Linked DNA regions of Homo sapiens: region 2 is linked to region 1. Evidence: read pairs that join two places in POLR2A ChIA-PET (ENCODE). Cell type or tissue: MCF 10A. All regions are shown on one strand.

Region 1 (8,000 bases):
CCTGTAATCCCAGCGCTTTGGGAGGCCAAGGCAGGTGGATCATGAGGTCAAGAGATCAAGACCATCCTGGACAACATGGTGAAACTCTGTCTCTACTGAAATACAAAAAAATTAGCTGGGCGTGGTGATGCGTGCCTGTAGTCCCAGCTACTCAGGAGGCTGAGGCAGGGGAATCGCTTGAACCCAGGAGGTGGAGGTTGCAGTGAGTCGAGATCACGTCACTGCACTCCAGCCTGGTGACAAAGCGAGACTCCATCTCAAACAAAAACAAAAACAAAAACAAAAACAAAAAACAGACCTTCAGCTCAATCTTGGCAGAAGGAGCCAGTACAGAAATAGTGCTTATTTAGTGGCAAGCACTGTGCTAAACACTTTGTTAATACATTTAACTCTTAAAACAAGGCTATGAGATGGGCCCTATTAGCCACAAATACAGATGGGGAAGTGAAGGCCCAGAAGGGTTAATAACCTGCCCAAGAGCACACATGGCTGGCTATTAGTAAACCTGGGGTTTGAACCCAGACAGTCTAGTTCCGGAGTCTATGGCCACTACACCAAGGAGGGAAAGTGTGGCTAAGGATGGCCTTCAACTGGTAGAAGTCAACATCAGTCAGCCTGGTGGGCTTGAGTTTGGGGGTGTGATCAGAGTCTGGTTGGAGGGACTGTCCCAGACCAGCTCCGTGCCTCTGTCTAGAAAGTCCAGAGGCATTCAGGAAGAGTGCAACAGCCAAGCTGTGGGCTGCCGGAAGATCGTGATCCCCACACATTGTCCTGGTCTTGTGATTTGCTTTTTGGGGGAAGAAGGAACTTTGTACCAGAATACTAAGAGATACTTTAAACCTATGTTCAAGAGAATTCTCCCTACTTTGGAACTTTGGGTCTGGCTTCCTGGGATTCCCCCAACATCTCCCCTAACCACTCCAGAGCAGCCTCCAGTCGCCACCACCACCACCACCCTCAAGCCAGAAGTCATTTTTTTTTTTTTTTGAGACGGAGTCTCACTCTGTTGCCCAGGCTGGATTGCAATGGCGCGATCTTGGCTCACTGCAACCTCTGCCTCTCGGGTTCAAGGAATTCTCCTGCTTCAGCTTGCCGAGTAGCTGGGATCATAGGTGCCTGCCACCACGCCTGGCTAATTTTTTGTATTTTTAGTAGAGACAGGGTTTCACCATGTTGGCCAGGCTGGTCTCGAACCCCTGACCTCAGGTGATCTACCTGCCTTGGCCTCCCAAAGTTCTGGAATTACAGGTGTGAGCCACCGCGCCTGACCCAGAAATCATCTTAAAACATTCCCTCAACAACCCTTTACCTTGATACAACACCTCATAGTCACCAAAGCATTCTTACATCCTCAGCCCATGGGTTCCTCCTCCCCACATCAGCCCTGGAAGGCAGGCAGCTCAGAGATTATTAAACCATTTTACAGATGAGGAAAATGAGACAAGCTTAGTGATGTTTGCAAGCCACATGGTTGGTGAGTCACGTTGGCTGCACTGTTAGATTTCAAGGCAGTGAGACCAGAAGGTAGCCTCGTATGGGGAGGGGTGGGATCTGGGTTGAGGCAGCCAAGGATTTGCATGAATTGGATGAGAGATCCCAGCTCCTCTGTGTCCAGAAAGTTTCACCTTGAGTCACCTGCCTTTCCCTCCCCGGGACACCGCACCTTCCCAACAGAGCAGTGTTGAGTCAGCTCCCCTTTTTCTGCCTCTCCGAGGTACTCTCAGCCATGCCCTCCTTCTGGCTTTCGTAGGATCTGACTCAAGATCCACTTTAGGCAGGCAGTATCTGTGGAACCTTCTCGTGTAGGGCCCACCTGTAAACAAGAGGAGGTGTTTGGAAATTATTCATGAAAGAAGAACACCATGAACAGCATTTGACCTCTTCAGAGAAAAGAGATATGCAAGTTTATAGCGGTAGTGGCGATAGTAATATCCAATGACATAACAACTTCAACAATTACACTTGCATTTCTTCCAAAGAGCTTTAAGCATTTTCGAGTTTATTGGGCTATTTGATCTCATAAAAGTCCCACAAATGGGTAGTGCTGGTTATTATTATCATTTTATAGATGAGAAAACTGAGGCCCGGAAATATGTCAGTGATTGCCCAAGACCTCGCAGCGAGGGAGGAGGGAGGTAGGGCTGAGTCTGTTTCTTCACGTCTCCAGGTGTTTCGTGTGTGGGACTCCCTCTTGGTGTCTGAATTCCTGTGAAGTAAGGTGTGGACAGAGGAGGTGGCTGGTGGCAGGCTCAGAGGATTTTTCTGCACATGGTCACTGAGAGACAGTGAGTCAGGCACCCTTATTTTGAGTTCGGTTTCCTCTTTCACTTCCCCAAACAATTTCTGGAGATGGAGTTCACTTGGCACCCGTTCTCAGATGATGAGCTGGGGGTATGTGCACAGCTGCCCCTGAAGGTTTTCGTGGTAGTGGTGATCTGGAAGGGGTGGATGCTCACATTCTTATCCTGAGACTCCTCCTGTTCTCCTGGTCTACCAATCCCCTCTCCAGGAGGGGGGTCCTTGCTAGCTCTGTCTGTTACCACGGCCTCCTCACTGTTTTTCTGACCTCAGTATCTTTCCTTTTTTTTTTTTTTTTTTTTTTTTTTTGAGATGGAGTCTTGCTCTGTCTCCCAGGATGGAGTGCAGCACCGTGATCTCGGCTCACTAGAACTTCTGCCTCCTGGGTTCAAGCGATTCTCCTAGCTCAGCCTCCCGAATAGCTGGGACTACAGGTGTGTGCCACCACTCTCAGTTACCTTTTCTATTTTTAGTAGAGACAAGGTTTTGTCATGTTGGCCAGGCTGGTCTCGAACTCCTCACCTCATATGATCCACCCACCTTGGCCTCCCAAAGTGCTGGGATTACAGGCATGAGGCACCGCGTCTGGCCTGACCTCAGTATCTTTTTCATTCAATCATCTCCATGACTGACCTTCCAAAAGCTCTCCCTCCACCTCTCAGAAATTGTCAGTAGAATCTCATTACTTCTGGCCTCAGCTTGGCACTCAAGGCCCCACCCAGTCAAGTCACAAACTACCTTCCCACCCTTGGCTCCTCCCTCTCATCCTCCTCTTGAAGCTTTATCTTCAGTTAGACTGGAGGATTTGCCTAGACATGCTTTGTGTTTTCCCAACTCCACAGTTCCCTTGGCTTGGAAAGCCACTCCCACCCCTCTGCCTGCTGGATTTCTATGCAGCCTTCAAAGCCCATGACAAATGTCACCTCTCTCATGAAGCCCTCCTTGATTCCATCATTGGAAAATGAGCTTCTCCCTCCTGGGATGTCTCACAGCACCTGGCATACAGGTCTCCACACAAGCAGTTCTCTGTGTGTTGTGGCAGTGGTGTCAAGATTTGGATGTTTGTGAAACTACAAAGACTGCAGGATTCGGCAATACCACTTGTGGGCATGTGTGTGCGTGTGTGTGTCTGTACGTGTGTGTGTGTGTGCGTGTGTGTGTGTTGGTATGAGGAGTGAGCACAGCTACATAAACAATTGTATGTCAGAAAGGGATGAGACACTTACTAGGTTTAGAGTGTGTCAATCACTTCAGTTCTGCCAATGAACAGAGAGCCAGATGTCTCTCTCCAAGGATAGAGAACACTCACAATAAAGACTATAAACACACTTGGGGGAAGAAAGAATGGAGAGAGGGAGGAAATGAACAAGTATGTATGGCTCATTTACTATAGTCCAGGCGCTGCGTTGGAGAGGAAATTTCATGTGAGCAGTGTGCTCACTTAACCCTCACCGTAGCCGAGAGGTAGGAATCTGCCCCTGTTTTGTGGTTGAGTACTGCTTTGGGCCAGGTTCTCAAAACGCAGGCTCTGGGTGTGCGGGGTAACTGGGAGCACTCATGGGCTGTCGGCATGCAGGGTAACTGGGAGCACTCACGGAGCAGCCCCGCTGGGGAGTCATGAAGGCAGGCTGGCACAGGAAAGGCTGAACGGCAGCGAGGCTGGTGTGCTGAAGCTTGGGTGGCCCTTTTAAGATGTGCCCCCATTGAGGCGATGGGATCCTTGTGCCCTCTGGGAGGGGGAAACCCAGGCAAGACGGCTCCCTTCAGCCAAGGGTGGTTCCTGGGGGGGACAGCACCCACTACACGTACACTGTGGATTAGAGAAACGCGTGCCCCCGCCACATGCAGACTGTCAGCAAGTGGAAGGGGCAGGGATGGAACTCCCTTCCACTAAGGGGGCTTCACCAGATTCTCCTGTTTCAAGGAGAAATAGAGTTTGGAAACCTCTCATTTTATAAACGAGGACACTGAGGCACAAAGCAGGGTGGTTGGTGCCTTGCCTAAAGTCATACAGATTTCATGTAACAAATTGTGCTGGTTAGGTAGGGGAGGATGCAGAGCTCACAGCACAGGTGAATACCTCCATCGCAAAGGCTGAACCAAATGCCCCGTTAAATCAGGAGACCTGCCTCTTTCAGCTTTGTTTTCTGAAGAAATCCCTTCCCAGGGGTTGAAGCCCTCAGGCTGTGTCCCGAGGCCTGGTGTGGCCTTCAGTCCATCTCCAGAAGACAGCATAGGCCAGGCGCGGTGTTTCACGCCTGTAAGCCCAACACTTTGGGAGGCTGAGGAGGATCACCTGAGATCAGGAGTTCGAGACCAGCCTGGCCAACATGGTGAATCCCCGTCTGTGCTAAAAATACAAAAATTAGCTGGGCGTGTTGGCGGGTGCCTGTAATCCCAGCTATTTGGGAGGCTGAGGCAGGAGAATCGCTTGAACTCGGGAAGCGTGGGTTACAGTGAGCTAAGATCACACCACTGCACTCCAGCCTGGGCGACAAGAGCAAAACTCCATCTCAAAAAAAAAAGAAGAAGAAGAAGAAGTCAGCCTGGTCACTCTTTGCCCATTGTGCACTGTCAGCTATGAGCGGAAGTCTGCACCTAGAAAGCTCCCAGGAAAAGAATGCTCTTCCCTCTTTCTGAAAGATTTCAGGTAGTTCTGGTATCAAATAATAGCAATGAGAAAGGCAGGTGTGGACTCTTTTGTTACTGATATTTTCTGTTACTGTCTGATTCTTAGTCACATTTTGCTTTTATTTTTATTTTTTTGAGAAGGAGTCTCGCTCTATTGCCCAGGCTGGAGTGCAGTGGTGTTATCTTGGCTCACGGCAACCTCCACCTCCCGGGTTCAAGTGATTCTCCTGCCTCAGCCTCTTGAGTAGCTGGGACTACAGGCACCTGCCATCACATCCAGCTGATTTTTGTATTTTTAGTAGAGACGGGGTTTCACCATGTTGGCCAGGCTGGTCTCGAACTTCTGACCTCAAATGATCTGCCCATCTTGGCCTCCCAGAGTGCTGGGATTACAGGCATAAGCCACCGCGTCCGGCTCTTACTTGTACTTTGGAAACATTGGTAGTGGGATCCAAGTGTGATCTTTAAAATAGTTAACAATCAGGTAAACCCCCAGGACACCGGCGTGGATGCTGGCAGTATGCTGCACCAGCGCATGCCCACTGAACATTACACCTGCTGGGCCCTAGAGGACAAGGTTGTGGTTCTCCCTGAGTGCCGCATGCTGGGGAAGAACCCTGGGAAGGGATTTCTTCAGAAAACAAAGCTGAGAGAGGCAGATCTCTTGATTTAACGGGGCATTTGGTTCAGCCTTTGCGATGGAGGTATTCATCTGTGCTGTGAGCTCTGCATCCTCCCATACCTAGCCAGCACAATTTGTTACATGAAATCTGTATGACTTTAGGCAAGGCACCAACTACCCTGCTTTGTGCCTCAGTGTCCTCGTTTATAAAATGAGAGGTTTCCAAACTCTATTTCTCCTTGAAACAGGAGAATCTGGTGAAGCCCCCTTAGTGGAAGGGAGGCAAGTGGGCCGGGCGCAGGGCCCCCTCCCCTGCTTTAGCTGGAGCGGCTCTCTTGTATTTGTTTATGCCTCCATACGGTTTCACTTAAACCCAGCATTCCTCAACTAAAAACAAAGCTTGGGAAGCGCCGAGCTGCATGTGGTATCTGAGGGCCCCTACTCACGGCTCTGCCATGCTGAGCTGTGATTAGGCGAATGCGTGAGTGAACGAATGAATGAATGAACAGACTCTGTGTTCCTAGCTAACAGAGGCTGGTTCCTGGTCACACCTGTTCTTGGGACAGATGGCCAGCAGTCTTGGGTAGTTCAGAAATCTACACAGGGCTAGACTGGACGCTCTCCCGACATCCCATCAAGTGTAGGGTTCTGTCTGTCTCCGCTGTCGCCACTGACAAGGCCTCCTCCCTTTGGGCATCTCGGATGCCACCAGGTATGAAGTGGAAAGTCATCAGCGGCGAGTCGCCCTGTGTTTGTCTTCTTCGGCTCTCCCGATGTGTTGACTCAGCTGAAAAAAGATACTGACAACAGCACCCCGAGTCACCGGCAGGCTTGGCAGAAGATTCACTGGGTTTTCTCGGTGTGTGTCCCGGGGTGTGGCACCAGGTCTGGCTCACGTCAGTTTTCTTCCATCACAGGGAAAGGGCTTCCAGTTTTGGCCTTGTCCTCCCTCCCACCACCCCTACTTCCTCCCTTCCTTGCCTCCTTCCTTTCCTTCCTCTAAGGCAGTGGTTCTCAACCTTGGCTGCACGTTGAAATTGCCCAGGGAGACTTAAAAATTACTGATGCCCAAAGATTCTGATTTCATGGTTCGAGGTATGGCCTAGGAAATAGAGTTTTTTTAAAGTTCCCTAGGTGATTCTAATACGCAGCCAAGGTGGGGAACCACTGGTCTGAGGACACGGAGTAGGGATCCTAATTTTAGCCTCAACCGTTTCCTAGTCTGCTGGGTTTGGAAAAGTGTGGGGCACAAATGTCTACTGGCAGTGGATGGAAGGAAAGGGAAGTAGAGAGAAACATACCTCACCCCCCATCCCACCTCACTACCCTGCGAGACTCAGGGAGGTCAGTCCTCTAGGGTGTCCAGTTGACAGCATATGACAGAGTGGAGAGGACACCCCAGGACACAGGGAGGCTCCTGTGTGCTGAGGGCATGAGGCCAACAGCCCTGTTCTGGAGCCTCAGGCACTGCAGTTTTGGGGTCTTCAAAAGGCAACGCCCTGGGTATGGGTGGCAGCGTTCCCACAGGGCAGGCCAGCAAACGAGGTGACCCTGGAGTGACTGTGGCAGCACGACATCAGCGCAGAGCCGCGTGGGGAGAGGGACTCTCGCTGACAGTCCTGTTCACGAACACACGCGGGGCACTCCCAAGAGGTCCTCCAAGTCAGAGTAAGCCTACAGCAGACAGAAACAAGCACAGTGAATTCTGGTCATTTCACCGATGGGAGCCCATCTGGACCTATGGATGGTGAGGTCTGGGGTCACAGATACAAGCCACAGTCATGAAACAGTCTGGTGGTGGCAGCGGTGCAGTAAGGTCCAGCAGACGTTTGCCAGCCTCCTCCGATGTTGCCTCCTCGTTGGGTCAGCCGCCCTGAACAGTTTTCATTCCATATGTTCACCAGGCAGTCAGGGTCTTCTTGACGCTAGGCTTTTCTGCATGCATGTTCTCAATGTGGAGTATTTGCTTTACTTCCTGTGCAAGTTTTCTCCCTTTTTGAAAAAATCACATTCTCTCCTAAATTAGAAAACCTCTTTAATTGTTAGCAGGAGCTGGGGTTCTGTTCCTTGCATGGACAATATCATTAAACATCGGAAAATAAACAAACTGGAAAAGCTTAAGACATTTTCAAACTCTTTGCTTCCCAGAGGGCGTCTGGGGCCCCGGGTGGGACAAGGTTCTGCTGGCCTGGGTTTATACTGTGTTGATAACTTGACCCCTCCAGCTGTGAGAAGCCACACTGACAGCAGGGTTGTTTTTCCTAAACTTCCCAGGACTGCAAACTTGTCTTGGGAGGCATAGGCACTGATTTGCACGGAGGTCTCCAGCGACTGCGCTGAGCTTCCTCCGGGGCGGAGCGCACGCTGGGAGGGGGCCGGTGGCTGTGGTGGCTGACGGCTGCTGTAAACCATCGCTGTCCTCCAGCATGACTACACAGGGCTGGGGAGG
Region 2 (8,000 bases), 170 kb before region 1:
TGCCCCAGGGCTCTGAGGAGCCCAGTCAGGCCAGCTGGAAAGGTCCAGAGAGACCATTTCTCTGACAGTGGCATCCCCACTCCTCTCCCAGGGGCAGAAAGCCCCTCTCCAACCCCCATGACAGATGGCACCCAGACTCTGCTTGGCCACTCCCGGGGATGGGTACTCATGACCTCCCAAGGCAGCCCCCTCTTGCTGGGGTAGCTGGGATGATTGAAGAGTTCAAAGTGGAGACTCCAACAAGCATTTATTGCTGGTCCCTCTGTGGGAGTGAAGAGGGGGTCAGGGAGCATAGCTGTGGATGTCTCCATGAGGGAGGGGGTGGGGCAGGGCTGCCTGTTTGGGGTGAGGCCCAGGATCCTGGGGAAAAGGCCCAGGCCTAGGAAGCCAGGGATGGGATTTGAGTCTCTGCTCTGCCATTAACTCATCGTGTGGCCTTGAGGGAGTCCCTCCTCTCCCTGGGCCTCAGTTTCCACAAGTGTAAACTTTGGGGGCTGGGCTCGGGGACTTCTCAGGGCCCTGCCCCTGGCAACGGATGCTCTTCCGTGAGTCTATGAATAGCTGGCACAGAGGGATCGGGCCTTGGTCCACAGGGCTGGGCTGGCTTGAGAGTGCTCAGAGAATGAGCCCTGTGTGGGACAGGACAAGGTTCCCTTTCATTTCAAGAGGTCTTGGCAGCCGCCCAGGGCCCGCAGGCTCTCCCTCCTGCCAAGGTCAACCTGACCCTGACCTGGGGGGCATCACTGCCTGGGGCGGTTGGGGTCAGGCGCTGGCAACTTGGTTGAGAAGGAGCCCAGCACAGACGTTGACTCCCGTCCTCTGGGCTGGGGTCGGGGTCTGAGCAACATCAGCTCTGTGTGCCTTGTGTTTCTGACAGTGACCCAGAGCTCTTTCCCCCACCCCACTTTGGTGGTCCCTTGGAAAGACCCCCACTGGCCTTGGCATCAGGCACGTCTGGTATGGAATCCAGACCTGCCACTTACAGGCCAAATGACCTTGGGCAAGTCCTTGCCCCTCCTCATCTGGAAGTCAGTGACCGTAATTTCTACCTTGCATAGTTGCTGGGAAGATAAGGCCCACGAGCAAGCATCATGCGCGCAGCACACACTCCACGAAGAGTGGCTGCGATGATCATGACCAGACGCCCAGCTAAGCAGGGAAGGTGACAAGGAACTAGCCGGGACTCGGCTCTTCCTGCTGCCTCAGCCCTCTGTCTCTTGGTCTGTTTGTCCATCAGGGCATTGGGGGGTTCCAATTCTCAGGCTCTAAAATCTGCACAATTTAAAGTAGTCAAAACAAACTCCACTCACTCTATTTATGCTGAGAGGGAACAAGCTCCTGGCCGGGCCTAATGGGTTCCAGGTGTGCTCTGTGCCCTGCAGCGGCTGAACCGGCAGCAGTGGTGGTGGCTGTGACTGTGCCTGGCTGGCTGAGAAGACCCAGCTAGGCCAGTCCTCTCTAGCCCAGACCTCCAGCCTATGAAAACTGTAGAGCTGGAGCAGGCCCTACCCAGTATGGTGGGACAGATGTTAGCCTTGTGCTCAGAGGGCCTTGGGTTCAAAATCAGGAGGCGTTGTCCGCACGCCCAGCAGCACACACGGGGGGCTCCCAGACTCTCCTGCCTTTATCGCAACAGGTTCTGGGGCTGCCCAGACATTTTTCACAGATCTGTAAAACTCCCTTTCACAAGAGGTCGGCTGTGGAAGTGACCTCCCAGAGAGGCTCGGGAACCAGGTGGGAGCCCAGAGGGCATGAATGAGGTTTCTTTTATTACCATTATATATTAATTATCCTGTTATATAATCAGAGTGTCAGCTGTCATTTATTAATGGCCAGCCATGGGCCAGGTACTGTATTTGGTGCTTTCTATCCAGGATTCATTGAATGCTTACAGCCACACATGGAGATGACAGGCTAATGTCATCTCAAAGAACACAAAGGAACAGGAGGCTCAGGGATACCAGGAGCCTTGCCTGAGGTCACACAGTCAGGAACTGGCTGGAGTGGGACTTAGGCCCAAGGCTGTTTGATTCCCACGCTAAGGTCTGCTCACCATACTGGGCAGGCCTGTCTCAAGGGCCAGAGAGAGTGCATGTGTGTCAGTGTGAGGGTGGATGGGAGGATCTGGTTGGAAGCAGAGCAGGGAGTAATTTTTCCTTGAGTGACAATGCCAAATACCCATAAGGTGAGCGCACGACACCTTCCCCCATTCTAGCTGCACCCCCTCCCAGCACCCAGTCCTCCTAGTCCCAAGCCTGGGCCCTGTTCTGCTACCTGGGTGAACAACCTCTCCCTCGGCCTCCTTACCACCTCTGGACCAGGCCAGCCCAAACTCTGCCCCAGGAAATGGAGGGGACTGTTGGCATTGAGGCCACCATCAGATCACCCCACTTTCGCCCATATCAGCTGGGCCCTCCAGGACAGACTGGGCAGTCCACCGTTGGGGGAAGGCTGAAGATCCACTATGGAATCACAGATGGCGTGTGGGCACGATTGCAAGTGGGGTGCCTTGGCCCCATTCTTTGGGTAATTATTAGTAATAGTAATGTTTAGCCTCTGTAGTCTCAATAATCATCCCATACACACAGTGTCCTTACTGATGTAACTTCTCAAAGCACTGGGTACTTTCCTTCACACTGCTTACCAATTTGTTATTAGACACTTACACACATATTTTCTTGGTTAATTCTGCCCTCTCCCAGGGCTGCAAGCTCGAAAAGGACAGTTGGCTTTCAGCTGTATCCCCAGTGCCTGGCACAGTGTTGACACATAGTACAGGCCCCTGATAAATTGTGTTGAATGCACTTATGGATAAATGAGTGTAATGGAGTCAGCAGGAAGCTAAGAAGAGGTAGACAGGACTACGAAGCGGGAGGAATATGAGGATGAAGCTTCAGGAGTCTGTGGATGGAGCCGGGCTGGTAGGGCATATCCAATAGGGACAGGGAGGAGGGACACTGCACTCTTGGTGGCCCCTGGGAAGCCAGGTATGGTTCTGGCATGAAGGAGCTAAGCTGTAAGGCCCCTTCACCTGCCTGGAGCTGAACCGTGGCCTCCTGCAGGTCAGGAATCAGAGGAAGCCTGTGGATGAAGCCCTCTCTTGTATCTCCAGACTTTTGCAACCCAGAAGAGCCACCACCCCAGGAGACTTTTGCAACCCAGAAGAGCACTTTCTCCCCTCCCACCAATACTCTCAAGAGGGGATTCTGGAAGGACCTCAGTATTTAGGCCATTTTAGCGAGGAGGCCGTGGAGAAGGGACCTGATTACTCAGGTTGCAGAATGGAATGCTCCTCAGCCTGCATCCCCTTTCCCTCCTGTCTCTAGAGTTGTTCAGTGCATGACCCTCTCTCAACCAATCTCTACTCCTTAGCCCAGTGTTCTTGGGATGGTGGAAAGGGAAGGCGTTTTGGAGTCAGAAAGATCTGGGTTCAAAACCAGCTCTTCCACTTTCTACCTGAGAGACCCTGGGCACACTTAGCTTCTCTAAGCCTCAGTTTCCACATCTCTAGAATGGAGAAGATAGTGCCCACTTTGCAGTGTGGCAGCTATCCCAGTGCCCGGCACCACACAGGCACTCACTGATCACCTGACCTCTCATTCCTGCTCTCACCAACTGGCTGTGTGACTTTGGGCAGGACTCATTACCTCTCCCTGTCTCAGCTTCCTCATCTCAAAGACAGGGTTGGATCCCACAGTCTTGAAGGCCCCTTCTAGCTCTGACTTGCTCGGTTCTATTCTGAGCAGGGAGCCCCACCTCTGGGGAGGGGGAATACGAACATTCTTTCAGCACAGATTCAACCCAGGCACATGCTTGCCCAGCCCCATCCCTCACATTTAGCCTGTAGCTATTGCCACATGGGCCGCACCCTTGGCACTGCCCTGCTCCCCCCACCCCCGCCTCACTCGCCAGGGCCACAGGTGGGTGGGTTGTTCTTGTGGAACTGAAGGAGCCTGAGAGGACAGACGAAGAGGGTGGGAGAGAAGAGGAAAGAGTGGAGGGGCTGCGGGGGTAGCCAGGTGGGAAGGGCGGGGCTTTGAGCCTGGTAGAATGCTAGCTCTGTCACTTTCTAGCGGTGTATGTCCTTGGGCAAGCGGCTTTAACCTCTTAGAAACCTGTTTCCTCGTTTATGAGCTAATAATAATAACAATTTTTTAAAAACCCATTAGATCGCAGTGAGGATTAAATGAAAGAATATCTGTCAAGTGCCTGGCACTGTAGCGTTCTGTTCTGGGGTGGGGGGAGGCAGGCACCTACACCCTTCCCTCGACCCGGGTAGGGGGAAGTTCCACGAAGGCCCGTGGGGGCGCCTTGGCCACCTTCCCGCAGGCGAACCCGAGCCAGAGAGGCCCACAGTCCTCGCCGCAGCCGGAGCCACCTCCCGAGGGCTGTCGGTCTGGGGTCCTTGGCCCGGGAGCCCCAGCCCGCAGAGCAAGGGGAAGGCTGCGGCCCGAGCCGGCCCCCGACCCACCCGCCCCGCCTCGGCCTCGTACAAGCACCTTTGATCTGCAACCTTCAGGGGGATTAAGAGCCTGAGAGCCCCCCTCCCCGGGGTACCCCGCTCCCCAACGCCCTCCCTCCGGGCTGACCTCCCAGTCTGCCGCCCGGGCCGGGGGCCGGCTCCGCCGCCGGTGGTCCCCGCCGCTCCTGGCGGCCGCACCTCCGGGCAGGCCACTTGGATTACAGGGGCAGCAGCCGCGGCTGGCGGCTTCGGGGAGCCCCGGGGCTGGGGCCCGCGGGCGGGGCGGGAGGGGAGGCTGGGGGCGGCGGGCCCCTCCTGGCCATTTTGGCCGGGGAATCTGTGTAAAGTGTTTAAAAAGAAAAACTCTCCGGAGGAGGACGTAACCTTTTCTTAACATCTGGGGCTCAATTAGCTAATGACAGCAAAGCCTTCTCCGGTGTCGCTGACCCCTGGGCGGCAGCCCAGCTCCCCCACCCCCGGTATTTATACAGCTGCGGCCCCTCGCTGGGACGGGGGGCAGGGGGCTTGACTGGGTTATCTCTGCGGAGATCCGCCGCCCACCCCAAAAAGGAGAAAGAAAAGGCTTAGCACACGGTCCCACCCACCGCCCCTCGATCCTCCTTGTTGCCCCTCGGTCCTCCTCGTCGCCCCTCACTCTTTCCCTCTCTCCAGCTCTTGGCGCTGCCTCTGCTTTCCTGCCCCTGGGCTTCTCTCCTCTCCCTCTCCCCCATTTTCTACTCTTCCTCCTTTCTGCTCCTCTCCACTTCTCTTTTTTACCTCTCCCTCTCCCCTTTCTCCCGTTTCTTCTTCATCTCTGTTTTGTCTCTTGTTCCTGCCCAGCTTTCTCACTCCTCCCTCTCTCTCCCCCTGCTCTCCTCCCCTTCTTGCCCACCACCCCCTTGCCTGCCTGTCTCTCTTTTCGCCCCTCTTTCTCTGTCTTTTCTCTCTCCCTGGCGGCCTCCCCTCTCTTTCTGACTCTCTGAATAGCTCCCTTGTTCCCTCTCTGTGTTCCTGTCTATCCCTCTCATTCTAGTGCTTCCTCCCCACCTTTGTCTCTCCCTGTCTCAACCTCTGAATGCCTGTCTGTCCTCCCAGAGGTGTGTCCTACCCTGGCTGCCAGGCAAATACCCCCAGGGGAGCAGACCTATTGCTGGGCCACCTCCGGACCAAGCATCCTTTCCCGCTGAGTTGGGCAGGCCTGTGGCTGGGCACTGCAGGGCTGACTCCGGATCCTGGGTGTGGGAGGTGTGGGAGAGCTGTGTTTAAGGCTCTCCATGGCTAGAGCCAGAGGAGATCCCCAGGGGCTTCCCTAGAACCCTCCACTCCAGCTGGTGGAACCTCGCCTTCCCTGGAGGCTCCTTCCCTGCCACTCCACCCATCCCCAACTCCCCCAACACCCCGTGCCTGGTATTTTGAAGCCCGGCACAAGTGCAGAGACACACTTTCCTCTTTATCCTCCCTGAGCGCAGTTAGAACAGGCTGGAGTCCCTTAAAAAAATTCACCAATATTAAGAAAAAAGTGATAAGCTCAGAAACTATAAATAGCACAAAATAGTCATGTCCAAGGGCAGCGCAGAGCAGCAAAGAGCACACAGTTTGGAATGAAAGGAGCTGGATTCAACTACTAACTCCATGGTTTAAACAGTTCTGCCATCTCCAGGGAGTCATTTGAGCCTCAGTTCTGTCATCTATAAAATGGGCATAATAATCGTTATTAAACAATATTGAAACATTGTGTTCTTTCATTAAGGCATTTACTTTTTGTTTTCCTGGGGAAAATCTTGGACTCTGATTTTTCCAGGATACAGCTGTGTTCCAAAATTCTACCTCCTTCTCCTCCAAATACACTTGAAGCTCTCGCACCATTGCTGACCCCTCTTATCTAAGGGTGAAGGCTTTTCGCAGAAAAACGCAAACATAGGCAACATTTGCAAACAATGGGTTGAGGGGGAAGGCGATCCTAGAGCTCCTGAAACCTTTGGTTGATGCTGGGTGGGACCCTGGGCTCACTGCGGCGGGTGCTTTGTGAATCCTCACAACAACCAAACGAAAAGGGTCCTGACGTCCTGTTTTACACTTGGGGAAACGGGGAAGCAATTGTCCAAGGACCACAAAGCGGACTAGGAACCCAGGGTCTCGCCTCTAGAGCTTTGGGGAAGTGGGGGTTTCTCCCAGCGGGTAAGGGGTAGAAGCAAGGTAGGTGGCTTGGAAACGTTCAGTAGTCGGACCTGGGCCACGGAGGGCACAGCGGCCACTCTTTCTGAGAGGCAGAGGTCGGTGGGCTCCACCCTCCCACTCCGAGCCGGCCTGACCCTCGGTGCAGGCGGAAGGGGGGCCGCGGGGAGCGGAGGACGGTGCCGAGGCCTCGCTGCTGCTGCAGCGCCCCCGCCCCGCGTCGCCTCCCAGCCCTGGCTCCCAGTGCTCCGGGCTTGCTGACGGTACAGGGTGGACAGCCCCGAGACATTTTCATCAGATCTCGTCTCCCGCAGCCCAGCGCTGCTGCCGGGGGTCGGACAGGGCCGATCCCAGCACCCCTCCCCCGAGCCCTGGCTGGGCGAGAAACCGAGATGGTGGCTGCAGAAACCGGAGCCCCCGCGCCGGGGCGACCGCGAGGGGCCGAGGCCTTTGAGAGCGCTGCCGCCCCTTGCCAAGGTCAATCAAACCCTCCCACGCTCCGGAGGCGCGCGCTGCGTGCTCTAGGCAGCGGGGATTGGGGCCGGAGGGGCGCGTCCCGGCGGGGCCGGGCGAGGGTGGGTGGGGGGTCTGGCCTGGGGGGCGCCTCCCGCCCCCTCTTGGGGAAGGTGCTCGGAGACTCCCGGGCCCTGGGCGGAGAGTGTGGGGAGGCTGGGCTAAAGGCAGAGACCCAGGCCGAGGGCTCTGACCCACCCAAGAGGAAATAGCTACTAATTAGGGACGGGACGTTTTTATGCTAATATGCACCTGGCTGGGCTTTTCTGGAGGCTGAGAAAGTGTGGAGTGGAAGGGAAGAAGTTCCGGAGAGCGGGAAACTTCCGGAAGCACTTGATTCCTGGATAAAAGACAACTCTTGCTCTCCTGCTCACCCGCTGTGTGGCCTTGGGGAAGTTACTTAGGGACGTGTAGGAGCTTCAGTTTCCTCCTCTGAAAAAGAGAGAACACGGTCAAGTTTCTTCCCAAGCTCAGTCACTCTGTCAGCAAAAAGATGGAAAGCCAGCCCTCGGGTGGCTCTTGGAGGATGGAAAGGGGACAGAATTGTGGGAGGTGTGCGTCGCGGGACAGAGTCCTAGGAGAGCCGGGTGCACACTGTCAAGGGCCTGCGACTGTCTTCACTGTTGCCCAGAGGTGGAGAGTGGGCAGTAGAGGGAGGTCGAACAGAGGTCCTCCGATTGTTGGACGGAGTGTCAGGAGGTGCTCCGCTGTAAAAGAAAATGGGAGGTGGATGGGGAGTAGTGTAGAGGAGTGGGTATTCTATGGTGGGACCGACTTGAGCTTAATCATAGAGTTGGGGTGGAGGGGAGGGTGGGTTGAAGATGCCAAGGAGAGAAAAGGGAGATGACTG

The links. Peaks named below come from ENCODE experiments on the same cell type or tissue, not always from the same donor. Only the 100,000 strongest peaks of a DNase experiment are listed, where the experiment ranks them.
Region 2: POLR2A ChIA-PET joins it to region 1 with 10 read pairs; 2 of 35 experiments call an interaction of 5 or more read pairs at or near these places.

Annotation. Positions count from the first base shown.
Region 1 is chr3:184,763,657-184,771,656 of GRCh38, forward strand. LINC02069 (long intergenic non-protein coding RNA 2069) reads right to left here. Exons shown (of 3, transcript NR_110043.1): 2 at 1,664-1,813. Among named protein-coding and RNA genes, the nearest start is that of LINC02069, 5.5 kb to the right of the region's middle. In MCF 10A, no CTCF peak of the experiment used is centred here; DNase peaks (open chromatin) are centred at 1,605, 2,195 and 3,085.
Region 2 is chr3:184,597,322-184,605,321 of GRCh38, forward strand. No RefSeq gene overlaps it. Among named protein-coding and RNA genes, the nearest start is that of EPHB3, 40 kb to the left of the region's middle. RefSeq lists a silencer at 440-734 and an enhancer at 6,293-7,025. In MCF 10A, no CTCF peak of the experiment used is centred here; a DNase peak (open chromatin) is centred at 3,780.